Linked DNA regions of Mus musculus: region 2 is linked to region 1. Evidence: chromatin contacts called from ENCODE Hi-C data. All regions are on one chromosome and are shown on one strand. Each heading gives the region's core, a stretch centred on a gene start or an enhancer-like site at or near the end of the contact. The rest is flanking DNA. Distances are from core to core; before and after follow the strand shown.

Region 1 (5,649 bases), core at 2,161-4,660:
ACGTGACCTCAGATGGGGTTACAACTTTAGATTAGGAAACTGGGGCCAACAGAACATAGATAAAATGGACAAAGGGATAATTCAGGTGCCACTCAGAACACAGAGGATCAATCATGGAATTTCATCCCACTAAGTAGAACAGCACACAATTTAAAACATAGGAATTCACTGGGAGTTTTGTACTTAACTGTTTGGGGTCTATAATTGACCACCAATAGCCAAAACTATGGAAGTAAAGACAGAAGACAGGATTGCATACTCACAATTTTAAGTGAGCAAGGTAAGGGAGAAGAAGAAGAAGGACATCTATGGAGAAAATGGAGATGATGAGGACATCCTTGGAATAGACAGGAGATGTGCACGTTTTGTAGGCATGGTGCTAACTTCTAGTCTCCAGTGAAGATCCAGTCTTCCCTGACTCTCCTAGCAAGATTAGGATCAAAAATTTTGGGGAGACTCTGTCTGCCTTTACATAATAAAGATTTCAAAAACTCAGATGCATTTACTCAAAACACTTTTAGGTCACAGTGGATTAATTTGGATCACTTCCTGGCCTAATAGCAATATCCATACACATACCTTTATTTTTCTTTACAAAACAAACAAACAAACAAACAAACAAACAAACAAACAAAACACCAAGCACTTAAAAACTCCTATCTGGCCAGGCAGTGGTGGTGCACGTCTTTGTTCCCAGCACTTGGGAGGCAGGGGCAGGCAGATTTCTGAGTTCAAGGCCAGCCTGGTCTACAGAGTGAGTTCCAGGACAGCCAGGGCTATACAGAGAAACCTTGTCACAGAAAAACCAACAACAACAATAACAACAACAACAACAACAAAAACCCTTCTATCTGCCGTTTTTTTGTAGCTTTTGCTTTTGTTGTTGGTCAAGCATCTCCATCACCTTTAAATCAGATGTCTAAATAAAAACCTTTGGTGAAAATTAAAACCAAGCGGTTAAATCACTCAATTGCTTTATAACAGGTGGCACAAGGCACTGACTAGTCTTGTTAATAATCAGCACATGGCTTCAAATCAGTGTGTGAATCTTAAACTGTGCTTTATATTTCTCAAGTGTCCTGCCTTGAATTCTGGAACATATACCTATTTTATGCTATTAGATATGATAAGTAAGTAAAGATTATTTTTAAATAAAGTAAAGTAAAAGTAAAGATTAAAGTAAAAGTAAAGTAAAGATTATTAAAGATAAAGTAAAGTAAAGATTATTTTTTTTATTTATTTACATTCCAGTCATCGCCTCCCCTCCTGCTTCCCCTCTCCCACAGTTCTTCATCCCATTCCTCCTTTCCCTTGCCTCCAAGAGGACAGTCCCCTCAAGACTACCCACTTCCCTGGGGTCTCAAGTCTCTGGAGGATTAAGCACAACTCTCACTGAAGCCAAACCAGGCAGACCTCTGCTATATCTGTGCCAGGGGCCTGTGCTTGGCCCATGTATGCTCCTGGTTGGTGGCTCAGTCTCTGGGAGCTCCCTGGGTCCAGGTTAGTTGAGACTGCTGTTCTTCCTATGGGGCCATCCTGTCTTCATCTTCTTCAGTCCTTCTTCTAATTCAACCACAAGGGTCCTCAACTTCAGTTCAATGTTAGGTGTAAGTATCTGTGTTTGTCTCAGTTCACTGCTGGTAAGGCCTCTCAGAAGATAATCATGCCAGGCTCCTGTCTGTAAGCACATCATAGATCAGAAATAGTGTCAGGCCTTGTTGCTTGGAGCCCAAGTTGGGACGGTCATTGGACTGACTTTCCTTTTGTCTCTTATCCATTTTTGTCCCTGCAGTTCCTTTAGGCAGGAACAAATCTGGGTCAGAAAATTTAACTGTGGGTTAGTAACCCAGTCCCTCTTCTTGAGACCCTGTCTATCTACTGGAGGTAGTAGTCTCTTTAAGTTCCCTCTCCTCACTTTTGGGCATTTTGGCTAAGGTCACCCACATTGAGTCCTGAGAGTCTCTCACCTCCCCGGTCTCTAGTACTTTAGTACTTTCTAGAGACCCCCGCGCCCCTCCCATCCCCTTGGCTGCTTATTTCCATTCATTCTCCTGGCCCTCTGGGCTTCTCTCCTGCTCACCCACCCAATACTTTATCCTGTTTCATTTTCCCCTCCCCCTTCCATTCGGCTACCTCCATCCCTCTGCCCCCATGATTATTTTCTTCCCCCTTCTAAGTGGGATTGAAGCATCCTCATTTGAGCCTTTCTGCTTGTTAAACTTTAAGTACTGTGGATTGTATCCTAGGTATTCTGTACTTTTTTAGTTAATATCCACTTATCATTGAGTACGTACCATGCATGTCCATTTGGGTCTGGATTACTTCGATGATCAGGATATTTTCTTGTTCCATTCATTTGCATGCAAAATTCATGATGTCCTCATTTTTAATAGCTGAATAGTATTCCACTGAGTAAATGAACCACATTTTCTGTATCCATTCTTTGGTTGTTTCCAGCTTCTGGCAATTACATATAAGGCTGTTATGAACATAGTGGAGCACATGTCCTTGTGGTATGGTAGGACATCTTCTCATATATTCACAAGAGTGGTATAGTTGGGTCTTCAGGTAGAACTATTTCTAATTTTCTGAGGAACTGCCAGATTAGATACAAGTAACCTATGACAGCCTCAAACTCATTATACAGCTAAGGGTCAAATTCTGATTTATCATCTTCCATCTGCTGTTTGCTGAGATTGCATACCTGCACCACAACACCGTTTATACTGTTTGGGATTAAAACCATGCCAGGCAAGCACTCTTATCAATTGAGCTGACACCCAAGTTCCAGGATTAAAGTTTTTTTTTTTTTTTAAGATTTATTTATTTTATGTATATGAGTTTACTATAGCTGTTTTCAGACACACCAAAAGAGGGTATGGGATTTGATTATGGATGGTTGTGAGCAACCATGTGGTTGCTAGGAATTGAACTCATGACTTCTAGGAGGAGCAGTCAGTGCTCTTAACGGCTGAGCCGTCTCTCCAAGCCTAGTATTAGAGAGTCTTTAAAGAAGGTATTTGGGTGCGTATATTTGACTGAAAGAGGTGCCAGGCGTTTTCTAAGAAATAAGAACTTCTTTGGTCTTTGAGGACAGAGTACACAATGGTCGATGGTTTTGTTGGGTATGTATTTGCATGGCTTTGCAAATAAGTTCTAGGTTTAACAAAGTAATTAAAATTCACTCAAATTTCCACATTTTCTCAGGCTAGTTTAAATTCCCCGCCATCCGAAGGACGCCCACCCAGGAGCTAAGTTTCTGGCCAGAACACGAACCGCGGCTCACACCGCTGGCGCCGTCCGTGACGTCACCGGAAATGTCTGCTTGTGACACTCAACGTCCCGCCCTCTCGCGCTGGGCGCCGGAAGCAAAGCAGAGGGGAATGTGCGCCCGCTTCCGGGCCCGGACGCCATTTTCAGCGGTTGAGTTTTGGCAGAGCTGCTAGTCGGCTCCGACAATGAGCTACGACTATCATCAGAGCTGGAGCCGCGATGGGGGCCCACGGGGCTCCGGCCAGGGCTCCAGCGGCGGCGGCGGCGGAGGGAGCCGGGGCTCGGGCGGCGGCGGAGGGGGCCGCGGCGGCCGGGGCCGGCATCCCGCACACCTTAAGGGTCGCGAGATCGGCCTGTGGTACGCCAAGAAGCAGACGCAGAAGAACAAGGAGGCTGAGAGGCAGGAGGTATGGAGGTCTCGTCAGGACGCGTTTGCTCTCCCTGGCGTTTGCTCGAGCTCGATGCAACCTCTGTCGAGCCCCGGGTAACGGGTCACCCGATGGGTTGCGCCTCCATCCCAAGCCATCACTGCTGCAGCCGATGCATGCTCTGTTTACGGACTTGAGAACTGAACTGAGGGTGAATGCTAAATTCAGACTCTAGCCAAGCCGACTCTTATTAGGGGATGCAATCATTTAGAATGCTTGCTGTCACCTTTAAGTTTTTTCCCCGAAGCAGCCAACAAAAGCATTAAAACACTGTCTTAAGTGTGTAGATCTTGGAGAAAAAAGTAGTTTAGGTAATAGTATTAGCATTAAAGTGAGTCATATGCTGGTCTTTTTTTTTTTTTTTTTCTCCCTTTCTGTTCTGAATTTTCTGTTGACTAGCAGCGCCTCTTTTAAGACTTATTGAAAGGAAGACGCTGTAGAGAAGTATTTGGCTAATTTCATCAGGAAATTGTCAGTTTGGTTTGTATCTTGAAGACCTGTAGTATAGGAAGCATCGTGTTTTTGTTGTCTGTTTTGTTTTGTTTTGTTTTGTTTTGTTTTGTTTTACCTGAGACAGGGTTTGTGTAGCCTTGGCTGTTCTGAACCTGCTCTGTAAATCAGGTTGGCCCTGAACACACAGAGATCCACCTACCTCCGAGATTAGAGGTGTGCACCACCAACCCAGCAAACATAATGGTTTTTGAGTGACCTGGTCTAAGTAACTCCATCATTGCGCAGAATCTTTAAGTGTTTGGACACTGTTTCATACATGCTTTTTTGAATGCTAAAGACCTTTGCATTCTAATAGGGGGAAAGAAATACCTAAACAAATAAGTTCAATAAGCGGATCTTTCCAGATATACACAGGACACACGTAACTTGTGCCCTGGATATTGATGCTACATAGTGCAGGCTGACCTTGTACTCCTAGTCCTCTTTTCATTCCCAGTGCTGGGATTTCATATGTGCACACCTCAGGGCTAGGCTTTTTTTATTAGTTGACCCCTTGATCCCAGTCCCATCCCCAAACTTCCACTTTAGCAAATGCCAGTGTTGTTTATTCACCTGCCATGTGGAAGTGAGCATTGATTTTTCTCTTTTCATTTTGGGAAATCTGTTTGCTCTGCTTTCTTGCTTATCTCTGCAGCAAGTATGGGTCAGACCTCTTAACTTGTTATTTGAATTATAGCCGCCCACCCCAGTCCCATTGTGGTCTCTTAAAACGTGATTCCTTAAGTGGTCTTTAGATCATTTTATTCTTTACTTCCCAACTTGTTTATTGAAGCCATGCAGCTTCTGCCTCTCATTGGTGTTGCCTGGGAACCATGTGATCTGGCTGTAACCTGTAACCCTCCTTGGGTTGATTTTTCCCAGCTCAAGCTCTGAGGCTGATGTAATCATTTATGATTTCTGCTCCTTATTACTTTTTTTTTTTTTTTTTTACCATTTTCCTCTCTAAAACGAGTCTTTGAATTATCTCTAAACATGGTTTTCAATTGGTATAATTCTTTTCAGCACTTTTGGCTTGATAAGATTTTTATCCTAGAATTTCCATCGCTTTTACATTCAAACAAGCCTCATGCTTGCAGATGAAAATACTCCAGTGGGTCCTCATAGTTCTTTCCATATATGTGTATGGCAAACTTACTATTATAGTACCTAATTTATAGAGATGATGTGTGCTAAGGGCCATAGACAGAATGCTATGTTACTAAATAGGAGGATATGGGCTTTCTAGTCAAATGAAAGGATCTTAAAAGATAGAGATAGTTAGCCGTTACTGGGCTACAAGTGAGGGCTTCTGGATGAGCAAGGCTTCGCAGCCTTTCTAATTCTGTGACCTTTTAATACAGTTCCTCATGTTTTGGTGACACCCCCCACCCCCATACACACATGCCTTAAATTTATTTGGTTGCTGTTTTGTAATTTTTTTTTTTTGCTCTTCTTA
Region 2 (5,649 bases), core at 2,236-4,735, 1.5 Mb before region 1:
AGAAAGTGATAGGATCACCCCATTAGGCACAGCATTCCTAAAAACATCAATGAGGTCATTAAAGCCTGCTGCTAGAATGTAGTATGGCCACTTCCACTTTAAAATCTCTTACTTTAGAATTTTCTTACTGTTTACCTGAGAAAAAAACAGAATACACACATCTAACCTAGAACACTAACTTTTATTCTTAATTTTAAACTTTCAAACTTGCCTGCTAAGTATAAATTTCTAACACCTCTAGAAAGTAATTTAGCAAAACCTAGAGGTGTTATTTATTTTTTACAGCCAATTTAACATAACCTAGAGTCACGGGGGGAGGAGGAGTTGAGAGGGTCTGGGAAAGAAAACCTTAACTACCTATATCTGTTTGAGCTGGGGGGGGGGGCATTTTCTGAGGGCTAAATTCTACAGAATGGCCTGGCCCAAAGAAAGACTATCATAACTAGGCAAAGAGTCCTGGGATATTAAAGAAAGCTAGCCAATTGTAAGTTTGGAAAGAAGCAAGAAAGCCAGCCTGCAAAGCATCATTTCGCACATGTTAAGTCTTGACTTTCCTCAATGATAAACTGTGTCCAAGTGTGTAAACCAAACCAACCCCTTTCCTTACCAAGTTGCCTGTGGTCAAAATGCCTTATTATAGAAAATAAGGGAACTAGGACAAAAGGGCTAAGAGATATGTATTGGACAATAATGCAAAAGTAGAAGAGTGGGAATGAATGAAACAAAATTTCCCATGTCCCAAAAGCAACTGAAGTTGGATGATAAATCCAGTGCACTATTTTGGTCTGGGCTCTTATCATGGTTTCTGCAAGACCTGGGACTGGGGAGAGGATCCAGAGAAGGGACTAGAAGGGAGGAAGAGAAATGGGAGAAACACAGAAGAAGATGTAGGTCAGTTAGACTGCCTGCCTGCAAAGTAAGAAGCCCTTTAGTGGTCTTGTTTCAATTTTGCCACCATTATGAGAAAATCAAGAGCTTACTAGCATCAGATGAGACAACATAAAATGGGGCTAGACAATGACAGGTGGCGCACAAATTTCTGAACAAAGAAAAATAATACAGTTTTAAGTTCTTTACTCCTGTGCCTTTTAATTATCATTCTCATGGCTATAGCTAACTGTTAAGTCATAGTAACATAATCATTATATAGTGTAGTGGTATAGTACTTTACAGCCCAGGTCCACCGGCCCAGGGCTGGCACCTCCTACAAGGTAACCCATCCTATCCACGTTTAAAAAAGAAAAAAGAAAAAAATGACCTACAGACTTGCCTACCGTCCACCTGGGAGGCATTTTCTTAACTGCTTTCTATTTATCTTTCCAAATAACAAAAAGCCAAACAGAACACTCATTTATATAAAATATTGGTACAGAATTTCTAAAAGTTTTAAAAACAAGGGCTGGGTTAATGGCTCTGGGGTTATGAGCACTGCACTGCCTGCTCTTCCTGAGGATCCAGGTTCAATTCTTTGAACCCACATGGCAGCTCACAACTGTCTGTAATTCCAGTCCCAAGGGATCTTATGTCATTTTCTGGCCTCCATGACCACACGGGCACGAACATGTGGTACACAGACACACTTGCAAGAATAACACCATAAATGTACGTGTGTGTGTGTGTGTGTGTGTGTGTGTGTGTGTGGAGGAGGCTAGCCTTACACTGATGTATGTCTTCTCACTGACGGTGCTGGAATAGCATCTGTGATGGTTAATCCTAATAGGCCAGCTTAAGAATTACTTTATTACTTTTATTAAGTTTTTTTGCATTTTATTTTTAAATTCCTTATAACAGTGTTGTGCCTATATGTTTGTCTGCACCATTTGCATGCAGTGTCTACAGGGACCAAGTGAGGATGTTGGATCATCTGAGCTGGAATTACAGACAGCTGTGAGTTGGCCACTCTACCACATGACCTTGACATAAAATTTAGCTATTCACCTTAAACTCAAATAAATCACAATGATCAAAAATATCATCTTAAGAAAATATTGAGCCGGGCAGTGGTGGCACACGCCTTTAATCCCAGCACTTGGGAGGCAGTGGCAGGCGGTTTTCTGAGTTCGGGGTCAGCCTGGTCTACAGAGTGAGTTCCAGGACAGCCAGGGCTACACAAAGAAACCCTGTATCGGAAAAAAAAAAGCAAAATAATAATTAAAAAATGTTGAAAAAATACTGAAATAATTTTGTGAAAATATTCTTCTAGATCGCAGTAGGTTCTATAAAACCGCAGCGAACTCATCCACCATAAAGATGAGTTCCAGTGAGTTGTAAGATTAAAAATTAAAGACAAATGTACAAAACTGTAAGGTGAGACTTATTCTTCAGACCATGACAGGTGCCTAGGTTTGAAAATATAGGAGCTACCTAATAATGTTTATTCATTTGTTCAACACAGGTTTTTGAATGATTCCTACATATTAAGCAGCCATTCGCGAGTTTGTGACACTTAAGCTCCATGTTTGCAAGGGCAGAAATTATTCCTGGCTCTAGAACAGCTATCCAAAAGTTTGGAGTTTCATACACCCGAAGAGAAATTTAACCAGATTGCTAAAGCTAGGTCACAAGCATGCACAAGCGTGATGTACACCTTGCTAAAGTAAATTATATTCCAACACCGCAGTTTCTCGATGACAAAACTGACTTTGTGAAGGTCAGAAAGCTCTCCAGGTCAAAGACGATTAGGTCGGAAGGGAAAGGGGACCAATTCAGACCAGGCAATTAAGAACGATGTCTAAGGCTGGGAGTTGGAAGCCACAAACGGGCATCAACGGCCCAACGCTCTCGCGTCTTGGCTAACGCAGTTAACTTTTTCCAGCACCCGTGGAGAACCTGGCTCCCAAGAAAAGGCCCCAAAGGCGGGAAAATGTCCCCGAAAACTAGCACGTAATACACGAGACAGAGTGCGCAGGAGCAGAACCTTTAACTCTACCCCTCCGAGGATGGCGGGAGAAGAGGGTGAGAAGCACACCTGGGCCCAGGAACAGAAGCTGTGGTCAATAGAGTCAGAAAGGCCTGCACTAGGCTGGAAAGAATACAGGCCCGCCTGGCCGGACCGCCGCAGGCGAGGCCCCGACCCTGCCCTGCGGTTGAAGGGCCCCGAAGTCCCCAAGAATCGCGGCCCACAGCCAGGTCGCCTCTCCGCTGGAACTCGATGCTTCACTAGCAAAGCCAACAAAGCGCCTCGGATGCAATAAAGCCGCGCCGCAGGCCGGGCTGACACATGTAGAGCGCCACTGACCCGGCCGAGGGAGACGGACGGACCCCCAGGTCTCGCTCACGCTGCCGGAGGGCGGCAGAGACGCCAATCACAGACTGACCTTGGAATCTCCGTTGCACAGGGCCATCGGGGACCAACGCCGCGGGTGCAGACTGCTGGCAAGGCCTGGACGCCAGAGGCTCAACACCGGGACCGGCAGAAGCGTGAAGAACAAGAGCAGCCCGGAACCTAACAGCGGCCTCAGAACACAGAAGCGCGCGCAGGCCCTGCCTCCAGCTTCCGCCCGACCTCCTCTAACCGGCCCCGCCTCTTAGAGGCGGGACCATGCAAGCCCCGCCCTCGTCGTCACCCCGGGAAGATAACACCAAACCTACCAGAAAGGAAAGCATCAGCCATGCCCCCAGTCTGGGCAATAGAACTGGATGTGATAGCTGACAATAATTAAGTAGTGGCTACATACCACCTCAAACTTCAAGTTTTTATAAACTGCAAGATACATTTAAGTAATGGATTCACCGTGTCACAAATAGTGGCTCAATTTTTCTGGTTTTTTTTTGTTTTATTTTGGTTTTGTTGTTTTTCTAAATAAGGTCACTCAGCAGACCAGGCTAGCCTCAAAGTTACATCCAGCTGCCTCTGACTCCTAAGTGCTAAAATTAAAGGTGTGTGCCATCACCTCTGTTTTTTAACAATAAGCTGTAGATTCCTCAGAGAGCCTACCTTGTTGAAGAAATTATATTTATTTGATTGCCTGTTTAGTTTTTGTTTGTCTGTTTCTTTTTTCTTTTGTAAGAATGTATGGTAGCCAGTCACCACCTTTGATCCCAGCAATCTGGAGGCTGAGGCAGGCACATCTTAGTTCCAGGCCAGATTTTTTTTTCTTTTTTTTTTTTTTTTGGTTTTTCAAGACAGGGTTTCTCTGTATAGCCCTGGCTGTCCTAGAACTCACTTTGTAGACCAGGCTGGCCTCGAACTCAGAAATCCGCCTGCCTCTGCCTCCCGAGTGCTGGGATTAAAGGCGTGCGCCACCACGCCCGGCTCAGATTTTTAAAAATAAGGAAAGAAAGTAATTAAAAGAAAAATGTTCAGAGGCTCTTGATCTCTCTCTCTCTCTCTCTCACTCTGGTGCCAGAACAGCCAGGGCTATACAGAGAAACCCTGTCTCAAAAAAAAAAAAAAAAAAAAAAAAAGAAGAAGAAGAAAAGAAAGAAAGAAAGAAAGAAAGAAAGGGAAAAGGGAAAAGGGAAAAGGGAAAAGGGAAAAGGGAAAGGGAAAGGGAAAGGGAAAGGAAAGGAAAGGAAAGGAAAGGAAAGGAAAAAAGAAAACCCAACATCCTCCCATGGCCTCAGTGCCTATAAACACATGTACACATAACCCCCCCCCCCCCAACACACACACAATGAAATAAGAACTTTTGCAAGCAACAGCAAAAAAGAATGGCTGATGTGAAGGAAGAAGCCAGGTGTCATTGGTGTCCTAACACTTGCTAGTGCATCCCTGTGAGTTGGAGGCCAGCCTAGGACACATAGAAAAAGACAGGAAAGGAGAACTGCTGTGGATGATAAAGGACACAGATAGGATTTATGATAAACTATCAAGTAATAAAAGCTGGAAATGTTAAAGAATCATTTTCAGCTATCATAACAATAGTAAATTAGGACATGAAATATTAGTAGATGCTAAAATTAAAGAGTGGAAGATAAGAAGCAAGTTTTATTTATACTGTCACAGAGTATCTTCCCACATTATTACTTATGCAATGTAAAATAGCAAATTTTTCTGTCTTTGCTTGTTTTTGAGTAGAGTTTCACTGTTAACCCTTGATAGCTATGAACTAGACATGATCCAACTGCATGAGCCTCCCAAGTGTATATGCTACCACATCTTACAAAATTTAGCAACTTTAGAAGTGCCTCAAGTCAGCCTTTCTTGAGTGATCAATATGAATATCACAAATAGTACAGTAGGTCAGTGTCATGTCTCACTTGATGGTCTAAATAAAATGAGGAGAATGTTACTGTAGTTCTGCCTAAAATTCATAAAAGAAAGGAACATCAATTAAAGACACATTCCACAAAATAACTGGCCTATGATTATATCCAGTTATTTATTTCTTTATGAAAACAATACCTCTAAACCTGATCATTAAAGGAGACTTTTTTCTGCAATTAGGGCAGAGTTTATCCATCAAGAACATCTTTTCTCCGTGATAGTGTATTAGCTGAAGCAGTCTAAAGGCTGCCTCTACCAGGCCGAAGATAGAGTAGCCCAAAGGCTGGGACTTAGAATAATCTGTTCTAAAGGCTTTCTCATTCATACTTTTGACATGGCTTTGAGAATATCTTTTGAGGGCGGGAACACTTTGACCCTCAGAGCATCTTCAGCTCGCTGCAGCCTCTCCCTTACCTCTGTATCAGGTCTGAATTCCCAGG

The links. Hi-C counts contacts between places; a loop is a spot of excess contacts on that map.
Region 2: a map of T-helper 1 cell shows a loop between it and region 1 (4-fold over the local background). The contact joins the promoter of Gmps here to the promoter of Dhx36 in region 1. A Hi-C loop is called at or near these places in 3 of 37 maps with a recorded cell type or tissue (T-helper 1 cell, T-helper 17 cell and left cerebral cortex).

What each region holds. Positions count from the first base shown.
Region 1 is chr3:62,504,749-62,510,397 of GRCm38, reverse strand. It overlaps Dhx36 (DEAH (Asp-Glu-Ala-His) box polypeptide 36), which reads left to right and starts at 3,410. Exons shown (of 25, transcript NM_028136.2): 1 at 3,410-3,680. The coding sequence starts at 3,459.
Region 2 is chr3:63,973,979-63,979,627 of GRCm38, reverse strand. Gmps (guanine monophosphate synthetase) reads right to left here and starts at 3,485. Exons shown (of 16, transcript NM_001033300.2): 1 at 3,318-3,485. The coding sequence starts at 3,344.